2 separate regions of the Homo sapiens genome follow, and region 2 is linked to region 1. The links are chromatin loops, found by intact Hi-C in ENCODE. Cell type or tissue: transverse colon. All regions are shown on one strand. Each heading gives the region's core, and the rest is flanking DNA. Links, peaks and the distances in the headings are about the cores only.

Region 1 (2,926 bases), core at 152-2,651:
ACACCCTTCCCCACCCACACACACACGACTGTACTCAGAGGAGCTTAATCAACACTGTTAGTTGACTGACTTACTGACAACAGACCAAAGGCTGCCTCTGAGACTGATGGTCAAAGCCATGAAGGCAAGAGATGTATTTAGTCTCCATTTAAAAGAATCTGATTCGGCTGAGCTCAGTGGCTCATGCCTGTAATCCCAACAATTTGAGAGGCCAAGGAGGGCAGATCACCTGAGGTTAGGAGTTCAAGACTGGCCAACATTGTAAAAGCCTGTCTCCACTAATATAAAAATCAGCCGGGCATGGTGACAGGCCCTGTTATTCCCAGCTACTTAGGAGGCTGAAGCAGAAGAATCACTTGAACCCAGGAGGCAAAGGTTGCAGTGAGCTGAGATCATGCCACTGCACTCCAGCCTGGGCAACGGAGCAAGATTCTGTCTCAAAAAAAATAAAAATGAAATGAAAGAATCTGATAAAAATATAAGGGAGCCAGGCATGGTGGCTCATACCTGTAATCCCAGCACTTTGGGAGACCGAGTCAGAAGGAGTGCTTGAAATCAGGAGTTTGAGACCAGGGTGGGCAACATAGCAAGACCCCCATCTCTACCAAAAAAAAAAAAAATTAATTAGCCAGGTGCAGTAGCATGCACCTGTAGTCCTGGCTACTCTGGAGGCTGAGGTGGGAGGGTCACTTGAGTCCAGGAGTTGGAGGCTCAGCTAGGAGTCAGTAGGTAGGATCAGGCCATTGCATTCCAGCCTGGGCCACAGAGAGAGACCCTGTGTCAAAAAAACAAAACAAAACAAACAACCATAGGGGAGAGATGAAATGAACCGCCAAAGACTTGCTCCACCGGCTCTTCAAAGGATGGGAAAAACCAAAAGCGGCTAGAACCTGAGGCCCCAGCCCCTCTCCGTGCAGGAAAGTTGGTTCTGTCACTCATGGGAAGAGTGGACCTGGATTAAACAGGAAAGCTGAGAAGGATGCCACATCCCTGGTTAAAAGGTCAGGGGGAAAATGAGTATATCAAGCAAACTGAGAGGTGTTGCAATTTCAGAAGCAAAGTAATTTTCTTAGATGACAGCATAAGCCACTTTCAGCTTTTTCTTTTCTTTGATCCATCAGCGTTGCCCTGGCCACCAACCAAGTTCACACAGTCCAAGCAGACATTCTGGATTGCATCAACATGTTAGCACTCTTCGTTTTCAAAATGTAGACCATATATAGCTAAGATTAAACCTGTAGCAACCAGCCCCTAGATGTCATTGTTGCTGCTGAAATATCAACTCTTGAGTCTTGGAATTTTTACATCTGAAGAGATAGCAGTGTTCATCTGAATAAGCCCCTTAAATAATGCAAATTCAATTCACTTTCGGTTTTTCAAAGCCAAGTCCAAAGTCTTCTGGACTTCTTAACCAAAATGCAACTAAATCTTAGGGTGTTAGCACACATTCAGTTGCCAACAAAATCCGCATTCAGGAAAAATAGGCTGAAAAACCCACGTAGTCGTATGTGACATTCCTAACGTGCTCACATCAAATTCCACGACATAAGCTGATTATGGAGTCGCTGGGCGATTCTGCCCTTCTTCTTTTCGTGTGTTGTCTGACTTCTGTGCCTGCCTCTGTCATCGGTGTCTGGAGCTCAGAGCCGTCTGTGCCTTGCGAACAGCAGCTTCCAATCAAGGGCGCGTGGAAGAGCAGAAGCGCCCACCCTGTTTCCAACAAGCCATTGAATGCGACATATTCTTTGTTCACAGTGTCCTTCAACTCCATCTCTTCCTTCCATTTCATATCATTCCAGTCCCAGTCTTTGCAAGAACAATACTTTATTGTTTACTGATTGCTTTCTATGAGTCAGACACACATTCGGTTCTTTAAACTTTTCAATGGCCCTGTAAGGTAGGTATGAAGTAACTGAGGCACAGAGAGGTACAGTAACTTGCCCAGGACACACAGCTAGTGAGTGCTAACAGGTTTTGAAGCACAGGGTCAATGAAAACCGGTCCACAGACTAGATTCTTAGGGCCTCTCTGTGGCCAACTCCCTTGTCTCTAACTGGATGCCACGTTTATTCTCTTTCCAAGCCTCCGGCCCTCAATCTCACACCCTATCTTCCCAAAAGATGCTTTTGAGTAGCTCCTCCAATAAACTTTATGCTTGGGAGCATGTCTGCTAAATGAAATCACTTTTTTCTTCGATCATTCAGTGTTTACTGAATGTAGCTACATTTTAGGCCCTGTTCTAGGCCGGAAGGGCAGGAGAGATATTGATGAACAAAACTGACAAGCTCCCCTGGGCTCTTGAAGCTCATTTCCCACCAGGGTAGACACGTGTTGAGGCAGTGATTACACATGGAATTAATGACAAGAGAGTGAAGTCCACAAAGACGCAGGAAATCACACAAGCAGAGCGCCCGACATGGGCCCTCCAACAGAAGGCCCTCAACAGAGGCCTGCTGCCTGTCTCTGCCTGGCCCAGTCCCAGCCCCAATCTGCCTTTCTGGCCAGAGCTCTTCCTGCTCCCCATACTGAGTCCTCCAACCCCAGCAGAGGGGTCTCCACGATCCAGATAGATGCCCTGTGTCCGTGTGCACCTCCCTGCTCCATTCAGGTTGGTCCATTTTCTTCCACGTGCCAAGGTGACCCATTCTTGAACTTAGGTAGCTCAGATTCTGCTTTCCCATTACCTGGTCCTAGGGATGTCCCTGCAGGTGGCCTAGAGATATGAGTGGAAGGAGGAGGCCTGATGCAAGAGGGATGGACATGGCAGCCTGACCACCTAATCATGAAGCTTCATGCACCCCACAGCTCCACTCATGCCTAATTCTGGATGCACCACTTATATCTGGCGACAGATTTCTACTGGGCCTTCCTGCCTTCTGGCCTTGTGGAGCTGAAGATGAGGCCAGAAGGGGCATGCAATTTGCTA
Region 2 (2,926 bases), core at 317-2,816, 58 kb before region 1:
AATGAACAGATTTATTGAGGATTTTGATTCATCAAAAGGGATATTAGAAGAAATAGAAAATCTGTAAAAGTCTTAATTCCATTAAAGAAGTTGAATTTGTAATCAAAAGCAAACTTGAGGACTAATGGTTTCACTGGTGAATTCTATTGGATATTGAAGAAAAGAACAATCCCAGTCTTACATAAACTCTCTCAGAAAATAGAGGATGAGAGAACATTCCTTCACAAGTTTTGTAAGGATAGGAGAATACTGATTCCAAACCTTACAAAGAAATTACAAGAAAGGAAAATTACCAGCCAATATTCTTTATAAACACAGCCACAAAAATTGTCACAAAATATTAGAAATAAAATTCTGTAATATAAAAAGAGAATAATACATCATGACCAATTAGAGCTTTTCACAGAATTTCAGGTTTTTTCAACAGTCATATATAAATCAGTGTAATGCACAATATTAACAGAAAAAGGGAAAGAAAAAATAATCTGACTAAATACAAAAAAAAGAACTATCAAGAATCAATATCCCTTTGTAGAAGAAATAAATTTTAACTAGAAAAACAAAGGAACTTCATCAATCTGATAAAGGACTTCTGATAAATCTACAACCAACATTATGCTTAAGGGTAAAATACTAAATATGTTCCCCTAAACATTGGAAACAAGACAAAGAAATTCTCTCCTACCATGTCTATTCAACATTGTCCTGGAGATACTAGCCAGTGCATTAAGAAAGAAAAAAGCCAAGATCAAAAAAGAAGTAAAACTGTATTCATTTACAGATAGTATAGTGGTTTATACAGAAGACCCTAAGGAATCTACAGAAAAATTGCTAGAACATCAGTAAACTTAGCAAGGTTGCAAGGTAACTCAGTATACAAAAATAAATAGTATTTCTATATACTGGCATCAGCAAACAATTGGAAATGAAGTTTAAATAATTTCAGTTATATTTTACATTTTTGCATTAAAAATATAAAATGCTTAAAAATACATGAACAAAGTAAGTACAAGATCTTTGAAAACATTAACAAGAGAAATTAAAGAAGTAAAGGTCAATGGAAAGGTGTACCATGTTTATGAATTGGAAGACTCAATATTGGTTGACTTCTAGTACTGGAGGACTCAGTACAAAAGGCTCAACAACAATATATAACTTCAATGCAATCCCAATCAAAATCCACAGACTAAATTCATTACTGAAATGAAAAGAATCTGTAATAGCCAACGTTGAAATAATTGAAAAATAAGAACAATGTTGGAAGACTAATACTATCTAATTACTAAACTAGAGTAATGAAGACAATAAGGTATTAGCATTAGAATAGATGAATAAATCAATGGAACAGAATAGACCCATAGGTACTGATTTTCATCAATGACACCAAGGTCATTCAATGAGCAAAATAAAGCATTTCAACAAATAGTGCTGAAAGAACTGAATAAATATATGGGGTAAAGTGAACCTCAACCCCTACTTCACACTATACACAAAAAAATCAAATTGAAACAGACTATAAGCATAAATATAAAAGCTAATACTGCCAGGTGCTGTGGCTCACACCTGTAATTCCAGCACTTTGGGAGGCTGGGGCAGAAGAATCACTTGAGCCCAAAAGTTCAAGACCAGCCACAGCAAGACCCTGTTTCTACAAAAAAAAATTAAAATATTAGCTGAGCATAGTGGCGTATACCTGTAGTCTCAGCACACTGGGAGGCTGAGATGGGTGGATCACTTGAGCCCAAGAGTTCAAGGCTGCAATGAGCTATGATTGCACCACTGCACTCCAGCCTGGGCAACAGTGTAAGAGACCCTGTCTCAAAAAAGTATAGTTTTATAAATACTATAATATTTACAATATTATAGTAATACTGTAATAATATAATCGGAGAATAATTCCATGACCTCTGGTAGACAAACATCTCTTAGAGAAAATACAAAAGGCACTCACTTTACAAGAAAAAATGATTAACAAATTGAACCTCGTGAAAGTTAAGAATTTCTACTCATCAAAAATTGCTGTTAAGAAAATGGGAAGACAAGCCACAGACTGGGGAAAAATATTCACAATTTGTGTATCTGACAAAGCACTTGTATCCAAAATACATAAAGAACTTAAATAAATCAAAAATAAAAGATTTGAGCAGACTTTTCCAGAAAAGATGTTTAAATGGCCAAAAAGCACATGAAAGGTGCTCAACATCATTAATCCTCTAAGAAATACAAATTAAAATTACAATGAGATAGTACTTCACAACCACTAGGATGGCTAAAATTAAAAAGACTGAGAATACCAAATGTTGGCCAGAATGTGAAACAACTGGAACTCTCATACATTGCTAATGGGGATTAAAATGGAACAACCAATTAGGAAAACTAGCAGTTTCCTGGAAATTTAAACATACACTTACTCTATGACCCAGCAATTCCACTTTCAGATATTCTCCCAAGAGAAGTGAAAATGTATGTTCACACAAAACTTGTCCACAAATGTTCATAGCAGCTTTTGTCGTAACAGCCATACAGCTGGATACAACCCCAAATGTTCATCAACAGAAGAATGGATAAACAAACTGTGGTGTATTCATGCAATGGAATACTACTCAGTTGATATGTACAATAACATGGATGAACCTCAGAAACCGTATGCTGAATGAAACCTGCCAGGCACAAAAGGGTACACGTTATGTGATTTTATTTATTTGAAGTTCAAGACAGATCAAAGCAATCTATCATGATAGAAATCAGATCCACTATGGGTGGTGGGAATTTGCTGGAATGGGGCACAAGGGAACTTTCTGGGGTGAGGGAAATTTCCATATCTTTTTTTATGTATTCAAGGGATACATATGCAGGTCTATTACCAGGGTGTATTGTGTAATGTTGGGCTTCTATTGAACCCATCACAAAAATTAACTCAAGTTGG

Evidence for each region. Hi-C counts contacts between places; a loop is a spot of excess contacts. Peaks named below come from ENCODE experiments on the same cell type or tissue, not always from the same donor. Only the 100,000 strongest peaks of a DNase experiment are listed, where the experiment ranks them.
Region 2: it touches region 1 in a loop (16-fold over the local background); 4 of 110 quality-filtered maps call a loop at or near these places.

What each region holds. Positions count from the first base shown.
Region 1 is chr19:32,335,727-32,338,652 of GRCh38, forward strand. No RefSeq gene overlaps it. Among named protein-coding and RNA genes, the nearest start is that of ZNF507, 8.4 kb to the right of the region's middle. In transverse colon, for the core only: no CTCF peak of the experiment used is centred there; no DNase peak of the experiment used is centred there; H3K4me3 peaks cover 396 bases; H3K27ac peaks cover 1,446 bases; H3K27me3 peaks cover 407 bases.
Region 2 is chr19:32,277,548-32,280,473 of GRCh38, forward strand. No RefSeq gene overlaps it. Among named protein-coding and RNA genes, the nearest start is that of ZNF507, 67 kb to the right of the region's middle. In transverse colon, for the core only: no CTCF peak of the experiment used is centred there; no DNase peak of the experiment used is centred there.